Linked DNA regions of Homo sapiens: regions 1 and 2 are each linked to region 3. A link is a loop called in an ENCODE intact Hi-C map of the cell type or tissue named here. Cell type or tissue: dorsolateral prefrontal cortex. All regions are shown on one strand.

Evidence for each region. Peaks named below come from ENCODE experiments on the same cell type or tissue, not always from the same donor. Only the 100,000 strongest peaks of a DNase experiment are listed, where the experiment ranks them.
Region 1: it touches region 3 in a loop (9-fold over the local background); 73 of 110 quality-filtered maps call a loop at or near these places.
Region 2: it touches region 3 in a loop (12-fold over the local background); 2 of 110 quality-filtered maps call a loop at or near these places.

What each region holds. Positions count from the first base shown.
Region 1 is chr14:95,995,796-96,003,795 of GRCh38, reverse strand. No RefSeq gene overlaps it. Among named protein-coding and RNA genes, the nearest start is that of C14orf132, 40 kb to the left of the region's middle. RefSeq lists an enhancer at 1,739-2,240. In dorsolateral prefrontal cortex, CTCF peaks have their summits at 4,771 and 4,972; no DNase peak of the experiment used is centred here; H3K27me3 peaks cover 1,977 bases.
Region 2 is chr14:96,141,638-96,149,637 of GRCh38, reverse strand. No RefSeq gene overlaps it. Among named protein-coding and RNA genes, the nearest start is that of BDKRB2, 59 kb to the left of the region's middle. In dorsolateral prefrontal cortex, a CTCF peak has its summit at 3,350; a DNase peak (open chromatin) is centred at 3,297; H3K27ac peaks cover 1,894 bases.
Region 3 is chr14:96,272,624-96,280,623 of GRCh38, reverse strand. ATG2B (autophagy related 2B) reads left to right here. Exons shown (of 42, transcript NM_018036.7): 42 at 1-1,429. Among named protein-coding and RNA genes, the nearest start is that of BDKRB1-AS1, 8.0 kb to the right of the region's middle. In dorsolateral prefrontal cortex, CTCF peaks have their summits at 4,720 and 4,925 (motif pointing right); DNase peaks (open chromatin) are centred at 4,943 and 5,964; H3K4me3 peaks cover 649 bases; H3K27ac peaks cover 3,684 bases.

The DNA of each region.
Region 1 (8,000 bases), 280 kb after region 3:
ATTTTGAATATTGACCCCACTCTTTTCTGGTTTGTAGGGTTTCTGCTGAGAGGTCCACCGCTTCCTTTTGTAGGTGATCCAGCCTTTCTCTCTGGCTGCCCTTAACATTTTTTTCCTGCATTTCAACCTTGGAGAATCTGATAATTTTGTGTCTTGGAGTTAATCTTCTCATGGAGTATCTTACTGGGGTTCTCTATATTTCCTGAATTTGAATATTGGCCTGTCTTGCTAGGTTGGGGAAGTTCTCCTGGATGATATCCTGAAGTGTGTTTCCAACTTGGTTGCATTATCCCCATCTCTTTCAGGTACTCCAATCAGTCGTAGGTTTAGTCTTTTTACATAGTCCCATTGTTTTGGGAAGTTTTGTTCATTTCTTTTCATTCTTTTTTCTCTAATTTTTCCTGCCTCCCTTAATTCAGCAGCATAGTCTTCAAGCTCTGATATTCTTTGTTTGACTTGATTGATTCAGCTACTGATACTTATATTTGGATCATAAATTTCTTGTGCTGTGTTTTTCAACTCCATCAGGTCATTTATGTTCCTCTCTAAGCTGGTTATTCTAGTTAACAGCTCCTGTAACCTCTTGTCATGGGTCTTAGCTTCTTTGCATTGGGTTAGAATATGCTCCTTTATCTCAGTGAATTTTGTTACTACCCACCTTCTGAAGGCTACTTCTGTCAATTTGTCCATCTCATTCCCCGTCCAGTTCTGTGCCCCTGCTGGAGAGCTGTTGCAATCATTTGGAGAAGAGGCACCCTGGCCTTTTGAGTTTTCAGCATTTTATTGTTGATTCTTCCTCATCTTCATGAGATTGTCTAGCTTCAATCTTTGAGGCTGCTGACCTTTGGACGAGTTTTCTGTGGGGACTTTTTTGTTGAAGCTCTTGTTGTTGTTTTCTGCTTGCTTGTTTTTATTTCAACAGTCAGATCCCTCTTCTGTAGGGCTGCTGCAGTTTGCTGAGGCCTTATTCATCTGGGTCCTTCCCCCACCTGGAGATGTCACTGGAGGAAGCTGGAGAACAGCAAAGATGGGTGCCTGCTCCTTCTACTGGGATCTCTGACTTCAAGGGGCACTGACCTGATGGCAGTAGGAGTGCTCCTGTATAGGGTGTCTGGCGACCCCTGTTGGGAGCTCTCACCCAACTGGGGGGCATGGGAATCAGGACCCATTTAATGAAGCACTTTGGCTGTCTCTTGGTGGAGGGGGTGTGCTGCACTAAGGGGAAACCCACTAATCTGGGCTGCCCAGATTCCTCAGAGCTAGCAAGCAGAGAGACTAAGTCTGCGGGTCAACAGAGACCATGGCCACCCCTCCCCATAGGGGCTCAGGTCCAGGGAGATCAGAGTTTTGCCCCTAAGCCCCTGGCTGGAGTTACTGGAGTTCCTACAGGGAGGCCCCACCCAGTGAGGTGGGATGAGTCAGGGTCCAGCCTAAAGAGGCAGTCTGGCCATAGTCTGTCATAGCTGGTGTGCTATGCTGTGGGGAATACCTCTCGGGACCAAGCCATGCAGTCTCCCTGGCTCTAGCAGGGGAGAAATGCAGCCTGGAGCTATAGTGATGGCTGCTGCCGTCCCCCCTCCCCAGGAGTTCAGTGTCTTAGGCAGCTAGCAGCCGGAGTGATGTCTGCCGTCTCTTCCCTGGGGAGCTCAACTTTCTTAGCCAGCTGGCAGCCACAGTGATGATGGCTGCCCCTTTCTCAGGAATCTCAGTTGTCTTAGGCAGCTGGCAGCTGGTAACCACAGTGATGGTTGCTGCCCCTCCCCTAGGGAGCTCAGATGACTTAGACAACAGGCAGGCACAGTGATGATGGCTGCCCCTCCTGCTGGGAACTCTGTAGTCTTAAGCAGATTTCAGCTGAGAGGCTGTTGAGAATCTGTGTGGCTCTGTGGTTGGGACCCAAGGCCCTGGTGGCGTAGGCTCATGAGTGGAAACTTCTGATCTGTGGGTTGCACAGATCTGTGGAAAAAGCACAATTTCTCAGGCTGGGTAGCACACTCACTCACCGCCTCCTTTGGCTGGGCATGGGGGTGCTCCCCTTGTCCCGTGTGGCTCTCAGGTAGGCTGATGCACCATCCTGCTTCTCTTTGCTCTCCGTGGGTCATGCCAACCACCTAGTTAGTCCTGATGATAGAACCTGAATATCTTGGTTGCAGGTGTAGGATTTGCATGCTGTTTTGTTTCTTCTCGGTGGGAGCCTCCGACCATTGCTGCTTCTAGTCAGCCATCTTGACCCCACCCCCTGATTGATTTTTAAATGTTGACCTTTAATCCTATGACCTTGTGAAAATTAGTAGTTCTGGTAGCTTTTTGGGTAGATTCTTTGGGATTTTCTACATAGAAACTCACATTGTCTGCAAGTAGAGACATTTATTTATTACATTATTAAACTAGCTAGGAACTCCAGTATGATGTTAAATAAGCATGGTGAGGAGGGGCATCCCAGCCTTGTTGTTGATCTTTGGGGAAAATATTTAGCCTTCTATTTTAAGTATGATATTAACTGTGGCTTTTTTTTTTTTTTGGTACGTATCCTTTCTTGAGTTAAGAAAGTTTCTTTCTATTCAATATTTTTTAAGACTTGTTGAATTGTATTAAATTATTTTTTTCTGCATCTATAGAGAGGGTTACATGGTTTTTCATTTTTAGTCTGTTGATGTGATTAATTACATTGATTGATTTTTGGATGTTGAAATGGCCTGAACTTCCTGCAAAAGATCCCACTTAGTAATAATGTATTACCATATACGTACATATATATGGCACAATTTGCTAATATTTTTGCTGAAGAATTTTTTGTATCTGTATCCGTGAGTGATATTCTTCTCTAGGTGTGTGTGTGTGTGTGTGTGTGTGTGTGTGTGTGTGTGTGTGTGTGTTGAATTTCTTTGGATGGTTTTGGTACCTGTGTAATGCTGGCCTCAGAAAATGAGCTGGGAAGTCTTTCCTCCTCTTCTACATTCTGGAAGAGTTTGTGTGTAATTCATATTTCTTCCTTGAATGTTTGGTAGAATTCACCAATGAAGTCATATCTAGCATATGGGCTGCTCTTAAAGAGTGGTTTTTTTAGTCAATATCTGCTTCACCCTTGACTTTAAGTTTTCCTTTGTGCCATGCCTGGAGAGACAGAGAGAGAAAGAGAGAAAGAGTCTCTCTTCATGCTCTTGTCTCTTTCCCAGCTGGAAACTGCTGTTATTTGTTACTTGACGCTGTTGTAGCCTGTTGACAGGATGTGCTACAGAGTTTGCAGGTGAAAAATAAAAATGAAGGGCTCCTTGCTCAGAAAGTATTAAAACTGTCAGGATGGCAATAGTAGAGTATTAAACCAAATGCAGGACCCTTCTAAGCATGGGCTGTGTGATCACACAAGTCATTGGCCATGAAGTCATTTCTGCCTCTAAAGAGAGGCAGAGCTGGGGCATCCTCTCCTGTTCTGGCTAAGCCTCAGTTTTAGAGGCAAGAACTGTGTCCCTGGGTCTTGGAGATGGGGCCTTCTCAGCAGTATCGCACACTTCCAACTGTGGGTCTGGTCAGGGGACAGTGATCTTGCACCTTCTGCAAAGGTAGAATGTATTTTTATGTTCCTTCTCCCAGCTAGAATGGGTTTCCATCAATGTGCTAAGTGTGACAGAGTGTGTATTGTCTTTCCCCAGGGGTATAAGCCATTTGTTCTGTAGGAGACATAGAAAAAAGGATCCAGGTAGGGTTTAATGTTTTTCTCACAGTGACTACTGTGCCTTTCTCCTGGGTCAGCACCATCAGTGATGCCTCTCAGCACTCATGCTCTGACCCCATCTTTCTTGTAATCATCTAGCTTGGAGAACAGCTAGCTAGCAGCTACATATTCCCCTTGTGCTTGTGATTCCCAGTAGTTCTATATCCTCTCACCTGTCTGTATTTGTCCTTTAGCAATTTGTTAGCATTTTTAGCTGATTTTTCTTACCAGTGTCTGGTGAGATTTACCACAGGTAAGCAAGGGCTCACCTCCCCTTTCTTCTTGGGGGATCCTGTATTTCCTTAGATTTCACATTAGTTGGTTGCCCTGTGACCTCAGTTCTTTAACAGGTGCAAGATTTACAGGTTGTCCAGCATATTTGTTGTTGTAAAGATGGAAGCGATTTTTTTTTCCATTTGCCTATCTCCTAAGTGGAGAATGGAAGTCTATGAGTATTTTTTAAAACTGTATTATGGCAGATTGCAGTATAATGAACCCCATCACCCAGCTACAACAATAATCAATCAAAGACCTCATTAGTTTCATCCACTCTAATGGATTATTTTGCAAAAACAAATTCTGCTCATCATGAAATTTTAAACATAGTATGTAATTATAAGATATATTTTAAGACAATAAGTATATCACAACAGTGAAATAATGATTCTATGTGAACTCATTTTTGTTTAAATAAATATCTACATGTTTGCAAGTGCATGGACAAACATCTGGAAAGAGATACACCAAACTGAGAGAAACATTTGTATATGTGGGCATGTGGTGGGATTAGGTGAGGGTCAGGGTGACATGTGTTTATCTGCAATGTCTTTATTAATGATGAGAATGTATTTTTGTATTATTGGTGTGATTTTAAAAGTGTGAAAAAGAAAAAGTAAAAAAAGTAAAAGAAATGAAAGAAATGCAGTTAGACTTTGGAATCTGACATGAATTTGAACGCCAGCTCCACTTTGGGCCACATGTGTGACAATGGACAAGTCACATCACGGTGGGGGAGGAAAGGAAGTGGAGAGAATTTGGAAAGGAGATGGGGAGGACAGATAAGAATCCCTTACAGGATTACTTGTGCTAAAGGATTAACCAACTCTCTCCATGTAAACTTTCTGGCATACAGTAGGCACTCAATAAATGTGAGGATCCTCATTTCTTTTGGCATCTCCACTCAATGTAGAATTATGAGCAGGCACGCACTCATGGAGGAATATTAAATCCTAATGATAATGAGCTTCTTCTGCCCCTGTGTGGTGTGTTCAAGTTATTGCTAGGATTTCTCTCACTCATAGAAAAACCAAAATGAATATTATTTATTTTCCCCTTAAGTTGGAATTCACCTTTTTTACCTCTTGACCCCCAAATCTGATTCTGCAGTATCTTGTCTAGGTTTCTATTACTGTCCAGTGCTTACAATATCTCTGTCTCCCTCATCAGCTTGTAAACCTTTTGAGGGCAGGGACCTGTTTTACTCTCTGTCTCCTTTCTCTCTCTCTCTGTCTCTTTCTCTCTCATAACAATTTCAAGCCTTCAGGGCTGGTGTGAGGATTAAATTGCGTCAAGTCTGCGAAAACATTTTGTAAACTACAAAATGCTTTCCAGATCTACTCATTTGTTTATTCACAAACTTTTGTTACAATGCCTATTGGCTGCACATTGCACAATGTGAAGGGCTCACCTCACTCTCTTGTGGCCACATAGGACGTTGGAGAGAGCAATTGTCAAAATCTACAGAAAGACTATGGTTGGCACTGGACAAAGTGCTGTAGGAGCCTAGAGAAGGAAGGGTTAGCTTTTGCTAGGGACAGGGGCAAGCAAACAGTTGACATGGAAAGAAGATTTGAGCTACAGGTTGGGATCTCAGTAGCAGCTCCTGATGTGGAGAAGGGGGATGCTAGAAGGACTCTCATCAACAAGGCGGCATGTGAGAGGCAGACAACACATTCTGGGACCACCCCAGGGTCCTGTGTGGCTGCACTTTAAGCATCATTGTAGATGTGACTGGAGGAAAGTATCGAACCTTAGGTTGAACAAGAACACAAAGGACTTTGAATGCTCTACTGAAGAAGCTACACATAAATCACTCAAGCTTAGCCCAGTGCCTTCCAGAGGGCAGACATTCAACAATTACCTGGGACATTGAGTTAAATGGATGCAATAGATAGAATCTTTATTGCTTCTATTTTGAATTGTCTATTTTCTTTTACTTAAAGGGAGGTGATTTCAAAGTCTCAGCCTCACCAAGTCTATTTTAACAACAGCATTTCTCCAAACACTTTCACTATGCCAACATGTGACATTTATATTCATTATGAAGAAAAGTCTCCTATCTTGACAACTAATGATTTTTCTTGGAAGGTGATCCTTAAAAATATATGGCATTTTCTCAGGATGTAAAAATCAATGTTCTAAAATCACTAGCATTCCTATACACCAACAACAGTCAAACTTAGAGCCAAATCAGGAAAAAACTCTCATTCAAAATTGCCACACAAAAATAAAATACCTAGGAATACAGCTAACCAGAGTGGTGAAAGATATCTACAAGGAGACCTATAAAACACTGCTCAAAGAAATCAGAGATGACACTAACAAATGGAAAAAATATTCCATGCTCATGGATAGAAAGAATCAATATCGTTAAAATGGCCATACCGCCCAGAGAAATTTATAGATTCAATGCTATTCCTATTAAACTACCATTGACATTCGTCACAGAACTAGAAAAAAAAACTGTTTTAAAATTCATATAGAACTAAAAAGGAGCCCAAAAAGTCAAGGCAATCCTAAGCAGAAAGAACAAAGCTGGAGGCATCATAGTACCCAACTTCAAATTATATTACAGGGTTACAGTAATTAAAACAGCATAGTACTGGTACAAAAACAGATGCATAGACCAGTGGAACAGAATAGAGATCCAGAAATAAGACCACACACTCACAACTATCTGATCTTCAACAAACCTGACAAAAACAAGCAATGGGGAAAGGATTCCCTATTCAATAAATGGTGCTGGGAGAACTGGCTAGCCATATGCAGAAGATTGAAACTAAACACCTTCCTTACACCATATACAAAAATCAACTCGAGATGGATTAAAGACTTAAATGTAAAACCCAAAACCATAAAAACTCTGGAAGACAACCTAGGCAATACCATTCTGGACATAGGAGCAGGCAAAGAGTTCATGACAAAGACCCAGAAGCAATTGCAACAGAAGCAAAAATTGACACATGGGATGTAATTAAACTGAAGAGCTTCTCCACAGAAAAGGAAACTATCAACAGAGTAAAAAGACAGTCTACAGAATGGGAGAAAAATTTTGCAAACTATGCATCTGACAAAGGTCTAATATCTAGCATCTATAAGGAACTTAAACAAATTTACAAGAAAAAAAAAACCCCATTAAAAAGTGGGCCAAGGACATGAACAGAACAGACCCTTTTCAAAAGAAGACATACATGTGGCCAACAGTCATATGGAAAAAAATCAATATTACTGTTCATTAGAGAAATGCAAATCAACACCACAATGAGATACCATCTCACACCAGCCAGAATGGCTACTATTAAAAAATTAAAAAATAGCAGATGCTGGTGAGTTTGCAGAGAAAAAGGAATACTTATACACTGTTGGTGGGAGTGTAAGTTAGTTCAACAATTGTGTAATACAGGCTATTCCTCAAAGACCTAGAAATAGAAATACCATTTGACTCAGCAATCCCATTACTGGGTATATACCCAAAGGAATATAAATCATTCTATTATAAAGATACATACACACATATGCTCATTGCAGCACCATGAAATCAACTCAAATGCCCATCAATGATACACTAGATAAAGAAAATGTGCTACATATACACCACGGAATACTATGCAGCCATAAAAAGGAATTAGATCATGTCCTTTACAGGGGCATGGATAGAGCTGGAAGCCATTATCTTCAGCAAACTAACACAGGAACAGAAAACCAAACAGTGCATGTTCTCACTTATAAGTGGGAGCTAAATGATGAGAACACATGAACGCATAGAGGGGAACAACACACACTTGGGACTATTGGAGGAAGGAGGTAGGAGGAGAGAGAGGATCAGGAGAAATAACTAATGGGTATTAGGCTTAATAGCTGGGTGATTAAATAATCTGTTAAAAAAAAAAACCATGGCAAAAGTTTACCTATGTAACAAACCTGCATGTGTAGCCCTGAACTTAAAATAAAAGTTAAATAAAGAATAATTTTAAAAGAGTATATGGCTTTTTTAGAGGCTTGCCCATGT
Region 2 (8,000 bases), 130 kb after region 3:
GGAGGTGCAAGAAATATAAAAGTACAGTTAGCTTCAAGGGAAGAGCCTTAATGCACTCTCAGTCTCCAGCTCGAGCCCTGGGAAGCCATTGCTTTTATATCTCACAGGGGCCCTTGGGGAAGGCAGCCAGTGGAACTGGGGAGGGGTTGTGGGACAAAGGAAACTCCCAACTGAAATTGGTTGTGGTTTCGACTGGGCACACATTTTCTTGAGTGGAGTCCAGGGGATGAGCAAGAGCTGGATATGAGTGAGTGAGGGAGCACAGAAGCACAGGAGCTGCCACTGTCAGAGTGGGCAGATGGGAGGGGCGAGGGGCAAGGTCTGAGAGCTGTGCTTGCTTTCTCAGTGGGGTAGCTCATGGCCTGGGGCAAGGTCTGAGTGGGGCACTGCAAGAGCAAGACTAGTCTTTCCAACTACGTGGGAGCTGGGTGAGGCCTCTCGCTACCAACTATCCCCCACTTCCCTGGCAAACTACATGACATGGCAGAGGCAGTCATAATCCCCTCTGGACCTAACCCCATTGGCCTGAGAGACACTCCCCTATTCCCCACAGTGGCCATGGTAAGCCCTCCACAAGAAGAGTGTGAGCCTAGACCTGCCTAACCCTGCCTGGACCTGATGGTATTTCCCTACTTGCCCTCGTAGCCAAACACAAAACCCAGAAACTCTTGGAAGCTTTAAGGCCCTATCCATTGCCTGATAAATCAAAATACTTACCCTGGCCATCTTTGGGCAAGCCTAGAGAGCTTAGAGCCTCCTACTACTACAGCAGCTGTTGCTCTCCTGAAAGCAGCACCTCCTGGCTGGAGGCCAACCAACTCAGGTCATTACAACAACTCAGGACAGAATGACCTTGATCCCAGGAAGGAGAATACAACACCTAATTTTGCTGCCTGCAATATCTTGGCTAACCAGAGGTCCTGCGGGTGTCCACATGAAACCTCATCACTAGCATAACCGGCATTCAAGAAAGTCAGCACACTAAACATATCTACAACCAAAGACTCTCACAGAGTGGGCACTGGTATCCACGGCTGGAAGACCTGAAGACAGGTCACATCATAGGACTCTGCAGACATCTTCCAGCACAAGCTCAGAGCCTGGTATCCCCACTGGGTGGCTAGACCCAGAAGAGCAATAATAATGAGAAGGAATCAGAAAAGTAATTCTAGTACTATGACGAAACAGGGTTCTATAATATTCCCAAAAGATCACATCAGCTCTTCAGCAATGGATCCAAACCAAGAAGAAATCTCTGAATGGCCAGATAAAGAATTCAGAAGGTTGATTATTAAAGCTACTCAAGGAGATACCAGAGAAAGGTGAAAACCAACTTAAGGAACTTTAAAAAAAAATACAGGATATGGATGAAAAATTCTCCAGAGAAATAGATGTAAAGAAAAAAACAATCACAACTTGTGGAAATGAAAGACACACTTAGAGAAATACAAAATGCAGTGGAAAGTTTCAGCAATAGACTAGAGCAAGTAGAAGAACTTTACAGCTTGAAGACAAGGCTTTCAAATTAACCCAATCAGAAAAAGACAAAGAAAAAAAGAATTTAAAAACGAACAAAGCTTCTAAGAAATTTGGGATGTTCAATGGCCAAATCTAAGAATACTTGGCGTTCCTGAGGAAGAATCAAAATCTAAAAGTTTGGAAAACTTACTTGAAGGAATAATTGAGGAAAACTTCCCTGGCCTTGCTAGAGATTTAGACCTCCAAATACAAGAAGCTCAAAGAACACCTGGAAAATTCATCATAGAAAGATAATCACCTAGGCACATAGTCATCAGGTTATCTAAAGTCAAGATGAAGGAAAGAATCTTAAGAGCTTTGAGACAAAAGCATCAGATAATCTATAGGAAAACATATCAGATTAACAACAGACTTCTCAGCAGAAACCTTATAAGCCAGAAGGGATGGAGGTCCCATCTTCAACCTCCTGAAACAAAATAATTGTGTGTCAAGGATTTTGTATCCAGTGAAACTAAGCTTTATAAATGAAGGAGAGATAGTCTTTTTCAGACAAACAAATGCTGAGAGAATTTGCCCAACTAAGCCAGCACTATAAGAAATGCTAAAAGGAGTTCTAAATCTTGAAACAAAACCTTGACATACACCAAAATAGAACCTACTTAAAGCATAAATCTCACAGGGCCTATAAAACAATAATACAATGGAAATAACCACAAGGTATTAAGGCAACAACTAACATAATGGATAGAACAGTACCTCACATCTCAATACTAACATTGAATGTAAATGGCCTAAATGCTCCACTTAAAAGGTATGGAATGGCTGAAGGGATAAAAATCCACCAACCAAGTATCTGCTGTCTTCAAGATACTCACCCAACACATAAGGACTCACATAAGCTTAAGGGGTGACAAAAGATATTCCACGCAAATAGAAGCCAAAAGAGAGTAGAAGTAGCTATTCCTATATCAGACAAAACTGACTTTTAAGCAGCAACAGTGAAAAAAGACAAAGAAGGACATTGTATAATGATAAAAGGAATAGTCCAACAGGAAAATATCACAGGCATATATATATATATATATATATATATATATATACATATATATATACACACACATACACATATATGTATATGTAGCTATACACATATACATATATATTTTGTAGCTATACGTGTGTGTGTGTGTGTGTGTGTGTGTGTGTGTGTGTATATGTAAAACACCAGAACTCCCAAATTCATAAAACAATTACTACTGGACCTAAGAAATGAGATAGATGGCAACATAATAATGTGGGAGACTTCAATACTTCACTGACAGCACTAGACAGGTCATTAAGACAGAAAGTCAACAAAGTAAATGTTTAAAATGCAAAACGAAATTACCTAGATGGTAAAACTGGCCTGAAGGCACATTTCTTTCTCAACATTGTAAAGGGCTCACATGTTCTGGGGTCACCGGGAAGGGTAAGCATTCTCTCAAATATATTTTTTCAGATTTAGTGGATGTGTTTGCTTGAGTTGCTGCATGCTGGGGGACATGTGAGGTCAGACTTAACTCTTACTTGCGTCTTTGAGTTCTTGGTGGTGTTTTGCCCTTGTTGAGTTCCTGTAGTTGTACACCACAGGATGCAGGGTAGGGGTGGCCTGGGAGTTTTTACCTCTGTTTTGGAAGTTAATTCTACCCTGTTTGTTAAACACTTTCCACTTCCACACACTGAGTGACTGGGCGGGGAAGGTCTTGAGGAATGAGCTAAGACCAATTTCATCCACCGCCAATTCATGCCCTGCTCCAGAGGGAGCTGGCTGGCTGTGCTTTCTCATTCTTGGCAGGGGAACACAGTCATGTTTGTCCTGCAATGCCAGGGGAGCCCCAGGCCTAGAACAATGGTGAGTGATTTATTTGGTAAAGTGTATTTGAGTTCCAGAGTGTTGCTAAGCATGTTAAATAGCTGTTATCTTTGCTCAGTCCCAGCCAGTAGTTTCTGGATGCATCCAGGAGGAATTCCACATAGTTTACATGACTTTTCAAGGAGCTAGTTTAGCTTTCCTTTCAGTCTTCCTAACTCTGGGATGATGGTCACTGTGCTTCCCAACCTTTTAGCTGTGGGCAATCAATGTTATGTAAACTAAAAGATTACATTTAACGATTCAAAAGATCAAAAATTTAAAAGATTAATCACAGATGAGCCCTAACCCCCTCAATATCAGAATCATATTTCTGTATGTTCTAATACAACATGTGGATGTCATATCTAAACATCTAAATTGGTGAGATGTCCTATCTGAATGTACCACAGGGCATGGGGCCGCCTTTAGGGAGGACTCTTTTATTCTCTGTGGCAAAATATTACTCCAAATCCCAGCACCCACTTTCTAGTCCATACCATGGCTATGAAAATAATCACGAACTAAACAAATTCTTCCCTTGGAGAATGAGGTTTCAGTAAATTCCAAAGAGTCAGGAAGCATTTGTTTCTCCAACATGAATCATACACAGGCCAGAAGTTGATTTTATACCCTGTCAAACTCGGGAATAAATTTTGTGTGTTTCTTGTAAAACGAAACTGTGCTCGTAATTCATATGTTATTTTGTAGCTTTCTGTTTGCAATTACAGTATGTCATAAGCATTTTCATATCTCACTAAATATCATTTTTAATGGTTGCAGAGTAATCCTTTGAATTTGGTACCATAATTGATTTATCCAAAGCATTATTATTGGATGTTTGGAATAACTATGTCTTAATACAACTTATTAATTCATTTTCTCAACATTCAAGAAGCATCCACCATGTGCCAGGTCTTCAGGGATAAGTAAGATAGCCCTGTCCCTTAAGGAGCTCTCAGTCCAGGGGGAGGTCCTTGTGATCCACTGTGTTAGAGTGAGTAGAACCCACAGGCCAGACTTATTTAATAAGGGGCTACTCTCCCTAAAACCTGCCGCCCTCTCTCTAACCCCAAAGTGCTCAGAATCTGAGCTGTACCTGTGGGAGCAGGGGGTCTCATGTTTGGCCAGAGGCTAGTAGTTTCCTCTTCTTTGCTACCTTCTTCTAGGGTAGTGATTCTCAGCTCCTCTCCATGCTGGTAGCAGCTGATAGATTTAAAAAATACCAATGCCATGGCTGATCAATTATCACCAAGAATGGAGTCTGAGCAGTGCTGTGCTGGTAAATATTTAATAATCAGTAATCCACAAAAAGTATGCGTAATTATACATGTACATAAGTTTGTTATATATCTAGCGATACAAAGAATGTGTAGGACACAATTGACAAATAATTAAAAATATGCAGGACTCTAATGTAAATTCCGTAATAATAATAGATTCTTTTATGTTGTTATTTATTTATTTTAACTTTTATTTTAGGTTCGGGGTACATGTACAGGTTTGTTATATGGTAAATTGCATGTCATGGGAGGTTGGGGTACAGGTTATTTTATCACCCAGATAATTAACATAGTACCTGGCAGGTAGTTTTTCCTCTTCCTCCTCTCACCTCCACCCTCAAGTAAGCCCTAATGTTTGTTACTTCTTTCTCTGTGTCCATGTGAACTCAATGTTTAGCTCCCACTTGTATGTGAGAACATGCGATATTTGGTTTTCTGTTCCTGCCTTAGTTTGCTTAGGATAATGGCCTCCAGCTCCATCCATGTTGTTGCAAAGTACATGATGTCATTCTTTTTTATGACTGCATAGTATTCTGTGGTATATGTGTACTACATTTTCTTTATCCAGTATACTGTCGAGGGGCACTTAGGTTGATTTCATGTGTTTGCTATTGTGAAAAGTGCTGCAACGAGCATAAACGTGCATGGGTCTTTATGGCAGAATGATTTCTATTCTTTTGGATATATACCCAATAATGGGATAGCTGGGTCAAAAGGTAATTCTGTTTTAAGTTTTTTTGAAAAGTGACCACACTGCTTTCCACAAGGGCTGAACTAATTTACATTCCCACCAGCAGTGTAAAAGCATTCCTTTTTCTCTGAAACCTCACCAGCATCTGTTGTTTTTTGACTTTTTTAAATAATAGCCATTCTGACTGGTGGGAGATGGTATCTCATTGTGGTTTTGAATTGAATTTCTCTAATGATCAGCGACATTGAGCATTTTTTCATATGCTTGTTGGTCATGCATATGTCTTCTTTTGAAAACTGTCTGTTCATGTCCTTTGCCCGCTTTTTAATGGGGTTGTTTTTCACTTGTTAATTTATTTAAGTGCCTTATAAATCCTGAATGTTAGACTTTGTTGGATGCATAGTTTGCAAATATTTTCTCCCTTTCTGTAGGTTGGTTGTTTATTCTGTTGATAGTTCCTTTTGCCGTGCAGAAGCTCTTTAGTTTAATTATGTCACATTTTCCAATTTTTGTTTTTGTTGCAATTGCTTTTGGCATCTTTATTATGAAATATTTGCCGGGGCTTATGTCTAGAATGGTATTTCCTAAGTTATTTTCCAGGGTTTATATAGTTTTATGTTTTACATTTAAATCTTAAATCCACTTTGAGTTGATTTTTGTGTATGGTATAAGGAAAGGGTCCAGATTTAATCTTCTGCACATGGCTAGCCAGTTATCCCAGCACCATTTATTAAATAGGGAGTCCTTTTTCCATTGCTTGCTTTTGCTGGCTTTTTTGAAGATCAGATGGTTGTAGGTGTGTGGCTTTTTTTTCTGGGTTCATGTGTCTGTTTTTGTATTAGTACCATGCTGTTTTGTTTACTGTAGGCTTGTGGTATAGTTTGAAGTCAGATAACCTGATGCCTCCAGCTTTATAACAATAGATTCTTACAGAAAGCTTTTTTCAGGCCATAGTCAATCTACAGTTGTGAATGACAAAGGAATACAGTCCTGCCATGAACAATAGTTATTTTCATTTCTGTTAATGAGTAAGATGAAAGTGAAACAAGGAAGACACGTGCCAGAACTTCACTCGTTTATCAATGGCATAAATTACTTTTTTGCTGGATTATAAAATGGGTTTTGAATATTGGAGGAATATTTTCTCTTTTTCTTTTTTGTACAATTCACAATATAACAAGTACAGACACAGCACTCTTTTAAGTTGAATCTGCATCGTTAACACTTACCCATTATTTTTAATAGTAGACAATCAACAAAATAACAAATCAAGCTTTTATTTGTAGTATTTGCTGATTCCTGTGGTGTAAATTCTCCTATGGCCAATTACTGATGGACATTCCTGAATGCAGAGCTGGGAAATGTACATATCATTACAAAGAATTTTTGCCATGTAAATACAATAAAAATATGCCACAATGTCACAGGTGACTCAGGCTGGCCGGGCAGGGAGGGCCAGAATCCCTGAACACTGAGCGCACCCAGTCTGCCCCCAGCTGCTGCTCCCACCAGTGAGACCCACCTGCCTGGGTGGCCAGTGGAGACCTAATCCCCTGTGACACCATGTGGCAGTTTCTATCCACTTTGGCAAATCTCCGTCTTCAACCAAGGACTCAGATGGGGGCTGGCTGAAAGACGACACTCTTTCAAACAACTTGACTTTTATTCTCCGAAATGGGGATTTTTTTTATGATTTTATGTAAACAACATATTTTATTTGTAAAAATTCAAATAGAATGATAAATAAAAACAGGAAAGTTTTCTGCCCTTCAGTCATTTCCCACTCCTCACAAAGAATCACCTCTAATCATTTGTTATCTATCCTTCCAGACAATATTCCATGTGAGCGTGTGTGTATACATTTAAACGGGATGATATGACATTTTAGATTCTGTAACCTGTCCTTTTTACTCAATAACAAAGCATATATGGCATTTGTGATTGCATTTCCTCAACTATTTATACTGCCTAACCTCCCACATATGGATGGTTTCATAATTTACTTAATAAATCTCTGTTGACAAGCATCTAGGTTGTTTCTGGTGTTTGCCATGACAAGCAATACTGTCAATTTTAACAAGGGGAAACATTATGGAGATAAATACAAACCTTCCACGTGAGATATCCCTCACCCAGAATCATAGTGGCAGTTACCATTTCTCTAGTGCCCGCTGCGTGTCAGACACCATGCCTAGGACTCACCCACTGCAGTGGGATAGCAGTGTTACTACTACACAGTAGACAAAGCTGATCCTCACAGAGATTCAGTAGCTTCCTGCGGTCACGCCAACCGATGAGAGAAGAGCCAGTATTCGAACCCCAGTCTGCCTGAGTCCAGAAGCCTCAGATCAGCCTGGCTTCTGCCAGGATGAGTGCATTAATCTTGCTTGTTATTTTCTGTATTTTATGATGCGTTGATGTCTTGGGGCCTTGCAGATCTGGGAGAGTCTGCCCCTTCCAGGTTTAGCTAATTCCTGGAGATAACAGACAACTTGCCTGCCAGCACACCTTTGATATACAAACAACCAGTCCAGAGCCCACAACCCAACCATCTCTTTTACCAGACCCTTACATACCAAGCCAATATTCCCGGTACCCTAAATCATCTCAGGGCCAGATACTAGACAACTGGGGATCACACCCGTAGATCAGAGCCCAC
Region 3 (8,000 bases):
GAGCCACCGTGCCTGGCCAGACATACTTATTTTTAAGGGCAATTTACTTTAAAAGATTTTGTTGTGACAGATGTGACTATATAACATCCACTTTGAACAATTAGGGAAAAAATGACAAGTCACACTTCACCCATGGCTCTTGTTGAAAAAAGGGATGGGGACAATTGTGAGATGCTTACTGTGTGCCAAGTATCCTACTGTCTTTTTATAATTTCACAGCCCCCACTCAGAGGCAGTTACTAGAGTCCCTGTTTTCCAGATGAGGAGACAGGTTCAGAGAGGTCAAGAAACTTGCTCACCGTCACATGGTTTGACTTCCAGACCTCATGCTCTTCCCAGGACTTCATTTAAGAAAAGCTTGGAGCAGTTACCTAACTTAGCAAAAAGTCTTCACTAATTGGGAAACCACAGAATTTTGCTAGAAGATTGAGATTAAAGGCTCTTAGAATATTTGAGCAAGAAAATGTGCTTGATCTCTTCCTGGCGTCTCCAGCCCCTCTCCCCTCTTCTGGCTGTGCTTAGCCACCCCAGCGGTTCAGTTCTGCATGCCCGTGAGTAGGGGTTAGCACCACCTGGAAGATTTCTTTCTATAAATGCTGCACCACAGGCCACAGTCAACACTGATTAAAGCAAAATCTCAGAATGGGGCTAAAGTCGGGTTTCTCCACCTCAGCAGTTGACATTTGGGACCAGCCTGTGCATTGTAGGATGCAGGGGATGTTGCCACCCTCCCACCCCCCGCTGGCCTCTGGCCACTGGATGCCAGTAACAAACTCCCCTCCCCCAGTTGTGACAGCCAAAGACGTCTCCAGACATGGCCAAATATGCCAAATATGACAAAAATCCCCTGTTAAAAATCACTGGGCTAAGAGCTCTCCTGGGGAAAATCATGCACAGCCTGGGGCAAGAACGCGCTATGGCCGCCCCAACTCGGATGCTCTGTCGGGATCTCTGGCTGCTCCTGCTGTCTCAGCCCGGAGGCTCCACTTCAGGCAGCCTGGCCACCCTCCCTTCCTCTCTGTTTCCCACTATAGCATGCTTTCCTTTTTTTTGTTTGTTAAACTTTGCGGCACTCCCCGCATACTGTAGATCCACGTCTGTTTCCCTGTTTGACTTCCTTCAGGAGGGCAAGGGACTTAGGGACCCGGTGCCTAGCACAGTGCCTTGCCCAGAGTCAGGGATCAGCAAATGGTGAATGAGTGAATGAATGAATGAATGAGTGAGTGAACCCGAGTGGTCATCTAGTCCTGTCTGCAGGTGAGGAAATCGAAGCCCGGAGAGGGGAAATTCTTTGCCCAAGATCACATGATTACTACTTACAGATGTCCTTTATTCAATGTAAGCTCACGTTTTCTTGATTTTAGCAATACTTGTAATAATTTTTAAAATATAAATATATATGAAATAAAAGTTCATCATTGATTGACTATTTCCTATGTGGCGACTCCTCTGCTTGGCACTCGACAACACTCTTGGCCACTGTGTCATGGTTCCCAAACTTGTCTGCACATTAGTCCCCTGGGGAGCTTTAAAAATACACCCCAGGGATTGGGATTTAGCTGGTCTTTGGTGTGGGCTGCGCTTTGGCATTTTTGAGAGATCCCCTGGTTCTCATGTGCAGACAAGTTCTGAGACCCAGTGTATTACACTGCCCTGCCTCATTCACCAGGGCAGGGGGACATTCACATTCAGTATCAGCCAGGGTATGTAACATTCACATTCAGTATCAGTATTGACAATGTAACATTCACATTCAGTATCAGCCAGGGTCCCAGCAAGAGATGTGACCACTCCATGTGACAGACAGGTGCTAGGAAGGAAATACTCAGCACATGGTGGGCAGCACAGGGTAAGGGAAGCCCACAGGCACCTCGTGGCTGTCTCTGAGCCAAGTGAAGACTTGGTAGCTCTTCTCTAATCCCCTCTCAGCTCTGGGCCTGCCCTGGCCTCAAAGTCATGTGAGCCAATGGCCATTCCTCACCTTTTGTGGCTCTCCTTGTGGGAATGGGATTAGGATGCCCCTCCTTCTTCATCCATCTCTCAAGAGACTGAACACCAGGCACAGCCACAGTCCTGAAAAGACGAAGGGAGCGATTCCCAAAACTTAATAGCTGAAAGAGGGCTGCCTGACCGGAGCTATGACCCTAGGTGGAGGGAAGCAGCCAGAGGGATAGACCCCCACCCCCACTCTCCTGCCCTCCCATCTCCTGCTGGAACCTCCCATGGGTAGAATGTGGCTCATGCCCAGTCCATAAGGCACAGGGTTCTGGGCAGAGGGCAAGGTGGAGAGGGGCAGAAGAGAGGAGAGTGTATCTATTTTGTCTTGTTCATATTTGTACCATTATTTGTATTTTGCAGATGACAAAACTAAGGCTTAGGTTAAGTAACCTATCCCAAGCCACACCATGTACTTGTTAAGGGACATGAGTCACTAGTGACAGCTAGATCCCCAAACCTCGGCAGCTTAACAAAAAGAGAGGTTTATTTCTCATTTACAGAAAGTCTGGTTGGCAGTCTGGAATATCTGACAGCTCTCCTTCAAGCAGTGATGGAGGAGCCCAGGCTCCTTCCATCTTGTGGCTCTGCATCCCCTGGAACCTCAGAATCCCCAGCTGGGATCTCTGCACAGGAGAGACAGGAGGACCACTTTTGTGGCCAGGACATACATAGCCAGGGAGACAGGAGCAAACATCACTTATGCCCACATTGGTCAGAATTCTGTCACATGGTCACAGCCAACAGGAAACATGGGTAATGGAGTCTACCTGTGTACCCAGGAAGGAAGGAAAGTGAGGTTGGTGAGCACCTGGCCTGACTGGTACCTGCAGATCATAACCAGCCCATTTAGACTCTGAATGCAGGAATATCTGACTGCAGACCCATGTGCTTACATGCTCTATTGGAATTACATTCTGCTGCACTTGAAGATAATATGCTGTTGCCAGAGTTAGGAGTATTTTCCCCTGGGCTTGTTTGTTTATATCCCTGAAAGCAGTTCCACACAGAGCAAATCCCATTCAGCAAACATCTGCTGGTGAATGGGGCAGGGCAGTGTAATGCACTGGGTCTCAGAACTTGTCTGCACATGAGAACCAGGGGATCTCTCAAAAATGCCAAAGCACAGGCCATGCCCAAGACCAGCTAAATCCCAATCCCTGGGGTGTATTTTTAAAGCTCCCCAGGGGACTAATGTGTAGACAAGATTGGGAACCATGACACAGTGGCTAAGAGTGTAGACGTTAGAGTTAGGCTACTTGGGGTCGAACTCAAGCTCCACTACTTCTGATCTGTGTGGCTTTGGGGAAGTTACTTAACCTCTCTGTGCTTCAGTTTCCTTCTGTATAAAATAATAATACAATTGGTAGGAGGATTCAAGTGCTTTGAACAGTGTCTCTGTGGCACACGGTAAGTATAAGACTTAGATATTGTTACCATTTCTTGAATGCCTACTGTGTGCAAATGCCTGCGCTGGAGAGGAAGGATATGGTCCTTGCTCCCAGGGAGCTCAGAATCCAGTGAGAAGACATCAAACTCTCCACACCATAGAAAAGATAAAAGAAAAAAAAAAGATGGCAAATTCTAATATGCAAGAGACCAAACAGTTAATCATCCCAGCCATTTGTTCCTTACAAATGTAAATCAATTTGCTTTGCTCCCCGAGAGATTTGAGTGTCAGTTCACAATGCTGAGGAAAGGAACATATACCACTGAGAGCACTGTTAGAGTTGGAATTCCTGGTTTTGAAGACACCACCTGGTCTTGTCTTGTTTCTGGGTGTCTGGACTTCTGCTTCCCTGGCATTAAACGCAGATCCGGGGTGGCCTCGGGGTAGGTGGGGGAGCCAGCTCCTTTTTAGCCTGATATTTAGGATTGCCTACTTACAAGGAAATTTAATCTTAGAGATACAACAAGGGTCGTATTTAAAAATCAGTTTCAAAAAGGGTGTTGGAGGCCAAGTTTTTTGAGATTTGGAATAACTGAGAAAAATGAACACTAGTGCATCCTTACTGTAAGAATTTCTAAGGCTACCAGAAGAGGACGAACCATTCTTTCAAATTTGGATTCCACTGAAGTATAGGGGAAAACACAACTGCTCAGTGCAAAGTACTCACTTGACTTCCAGAACTCTTAACGTGAACATTTTGTCAGCCCAGATGTGGCCCAGTTATTTTCAGTGATGGAGACTTCAAGGCAATCCCTCCATAAACTGTTTAGCATTTAGTAAAAGACAAGTGAAAAAAATGCCAACATCTATGCTATTTTCAATACAGTATCAATGTTCTAATGCTGTAGACAGAAATCCTCCTTCCATTAATAATAAACACTTCAAAGGCCAAATACAGTTTCCCTCACGCCTCCATTTCAGCTTAAAGTTTTACTCCCCCTCAACTCCCACTCTTTCAGGACATAACTATTTTCTTGACACCAGATTCCGTTTTAATTTCTTCTTAATTGTCCATACCGCGTTCTATTTGGAAAGCAATCTTAACGTGGCCCAGCCTTTATTTCCATTTGCTTTGGTGCCAATGAACTGGAATTTCAGCCAAATCTCCGCCCTAAAGGTTCACTTTGAGCCACTTAACTTTGCTGCTTCTCCATTTCTGATAAGTATATCTGATGGATAAATCACCATAAGGGGTAACACTGTGTCAATATGGGACACCATTTGAAATTTGGGTAGCTATTGTCAACTGCCTTCCCATGGAAGTTGTATCTATTGACATGCCCACAAAACAGGTTTATTTTTAAATTTTTTTGAAGAGATCTTTAAACAACCCCTTTCAAGAGGCCTTGTCCTGTTTCTGTGTTCTGTTTCGCTTTGGAACGGATCTGTAGTGAATCCCATGTAAGGGTTTGCTTTGAGAGAAAGTGGGTGCAGAATCATGTCTGGGGAAAGAGCAGTCTGCCCCTGATGCCAGCAGGGGGCGCCCGCCCTCTTCTCAGTGGAACTTTGGTTTGGAAATCACCCCCTACCAAGCATGGCACCCGAGCCCGTGCAAATTCCGACCCCACGCGCGGTGGGAAGGACTTGGAAACATCCTAACTATCCTAACTCTCTCACGAGGCTTGTCGGTGACAGCTTCCTCTTAGTCAAGGACACTGCGTGGATTAAAAAGAAAAACATCATTTTATTCCATGGTTAATTTCTCGCTGTAAACATGGGGCTGGGGGCCAGCACACCAGGCCCTCTCTCAACATGAAAATTGCCCCTGGTGGCACTTTCACGGCAGACTGATAAAGCCCATGTTTGGGGCATGAGAGAATAGAAATGTGCTTTGTATACAGATAAAGAGCTTCTGTGGCCTTCTCTGAGGATTGTCTACAGATGAGTGTGAAATAGAAGCCTGCAGAAGCTTCTCTGCCAGATCCCTCTGCTGGAAATGCAGCCCCCACCCTCCCACTCAGGGTGGGATTAGGGTGAGGCAAGTGAGGCTCTCAGCTGGGCGCAAAGTCTAAGGTGGGAGCACATCTGTCATCAAACAATAATGCAAAGTTTTAAAAAATAAAAAGTAATGCAAAAACATCCATGATGAACGAAACCTCAAAATTTTAAATAAAGACATGATTTGACATGGCATCTCCATGCTTGATTTACTTCCCTCAAGGTCACCCTGGTCCCACTGGATCCTGATCGTTCTAAGAACGTTGGCATTTTGTTCATGATGGATGAATCCCATTCTTCCTTTCTCACCGCTCCCCAGGCTTACATTTTCCCTGCCACAAGGTTGGCTGTAGGACAGTGAAGGGAAAATCACACTGGAAGAAGCCACAAGGCATTGGCTGGGGGTGTTGTGAAACACCAGGGAAAGACCCCAAAATCAATAATAGCGACTTGTTAGGAGCTGACGCCACGTATTGCACTTACAGAGAGATTCTGCTCTAATGATGTTAGCAAATACTTGTACGTGCAATGCATGCCAGAGATGGTTAGGACTGATTGTGCATGGTTGGCTATGTCATCATTCCAGCTGCAGTTTGTGTGATCCTCCTGCTACCCTGCCATCCCATCAGCGCCTGCCTCCAAGCCTCCCTTTGCTCACTCTTTCCTTCCCAGCACCATGGCCTCCCTCCTTCATTTCATAAAGTCCAATTCTTCAAGGGCTGAAGACCTATTTTTCTAAGAGAAAGAGAGTGAGCTGGATTTTTTAAATTATTATTTTCTTCTTTTTCCCCCTTCCCCCCTGTTCCCCACTTCCTACTTAGCTCTTTAGAAATGCAATTTATAACCTTCCCTTCACCAGACACTCATTACAGGGCAAGCTTATCTAACCATGTACTTGCTTAGAAGCTCCAGAGCCCAGCCCCTCTCCCACCAGGAGACTGCCTCGAGAGACATTAGTCAATTTACAACCTCAAGTATGCCCGCTAGAAAACTCTCTCCCACCTGGACAGTATCTCGAGACAACGGGCCACGTTACAACCTAGTTCTGCTCTGCCAGATGGTTGAGCTGGCACCACTGCAGGCAGAACTAGGAAGAATCATGTAGACCCCCACCTGCCCGCTCCCTCCCCTGCGTGCCATTCATGCCAAGTCCCACTTTAACAGCCCCTGCTTTCTGCCCCGGAAGCAAAGCAGTACCCTTAAGGCAGGAGCTTGTACTTCTTCCCCTAAGTGAAGCTTTGGAAATAAATCACTTTCTTTATACCAGGCCCTGCTCTTGTTAATTGGACTCTGCCAGCGGCGAGTGATTGAACCTGTGATTCAGTTTCAGTCCTACCACCTCCAAGAAGTCTCTCCAGACAACCAGGCTTTCCTTGAGGCTATTGTTGAATAACTTGATCAGATCAGCTAAAATGTGTTTCTCAGCTGGGGAAGGGGGTGATTTTGCCCCGTAGGGGACATCTGTGATATCTTGAGACATGCTGGTTGCCACTACCAGGAGAGGGAGGCTGCTCTGGGCGTCTAACACATAGAGGCCTGGGATGCTGGTAAACATCCTATAATGCACAGGACAGACATCCATGACAAAGAACTATCGAGTCCAAAATATCTATAAGGCTAATACACCTTACATCAGAACTCACCAAGATATTAGTAAGGATTTTGTGAAAAATCTCCCATGAATCAGATGTGTAGTTCACCAACAAGCTTTCTCCAAGGGATAACAGATATTTGAAATTTGCATCCTCTATAGTAAGAGATGGACAGGATCATAGGAGCTGGGGTGTGAAGACACTCCTGTTTTCCCTCATGAGTTCTGCACTAAAGAGGCAGACGGTGGAGTCAGTGCACAGGGCCTGCACTCTCCTCTTTATTACTGATAAGGGCTAGGTTGGAAGGTATCACTCAGGCACACGGCCAGAAAATAGACTTTTTGATACTGAATCCCAGAATCAGGCTGACTCATGCAGGCCCAGGCAATGCTGATGACTTCCCCCACTAGGGCAGAGCCTTTAACTCTATGCTTACCTTATGGGCAAGAGAAGACCAATCTGCAGTCAGGTACTTCCCAAAGAGTGAGAATGGAGTAAGGAACTGGGCTCTACAGGCCAGGCCCAATTCCTTTTTTTTTTTTTTTTTTTTTTTGAAACCGGATAATCAGAGAAGTCACTCCTCTTCCAGGGAGAGGAGTCAGGGGTGGGGAAGAAGCCAAGGGTTTAGGGAGCAATCCCTCTTCATCAAAACCTGATGAGTTAGTCAGGATGAGCTGAGTTCTGCTGCAGTAACAAAACCCTTGACTCTTTGTGGTTTAAAACAACAAATGTTTATTTTCTCCTCACCTACATGTTTGATGTAGGTTGGTAGGAAACTTTGCTTTTCCTAGTCACTCAGAGGTTCAGGCTGATAAAGTCCCCAGATCTTAATGATATCACTATATTAACATAGCTTTTCAGGTTTTTCTACAGCAGAGAAAGAATGGAGGACTATGATCTTGAATTTTCTTCTGCCTAGAAGTGACACACAATTTTGCTTACATTGGCCAAAGCAAGCAAGAAGCCATTCTTAGTCTCTATAGGGTGAGGAAGTTTAGCACCTTCAACCTCCCATTTTTCAGAAG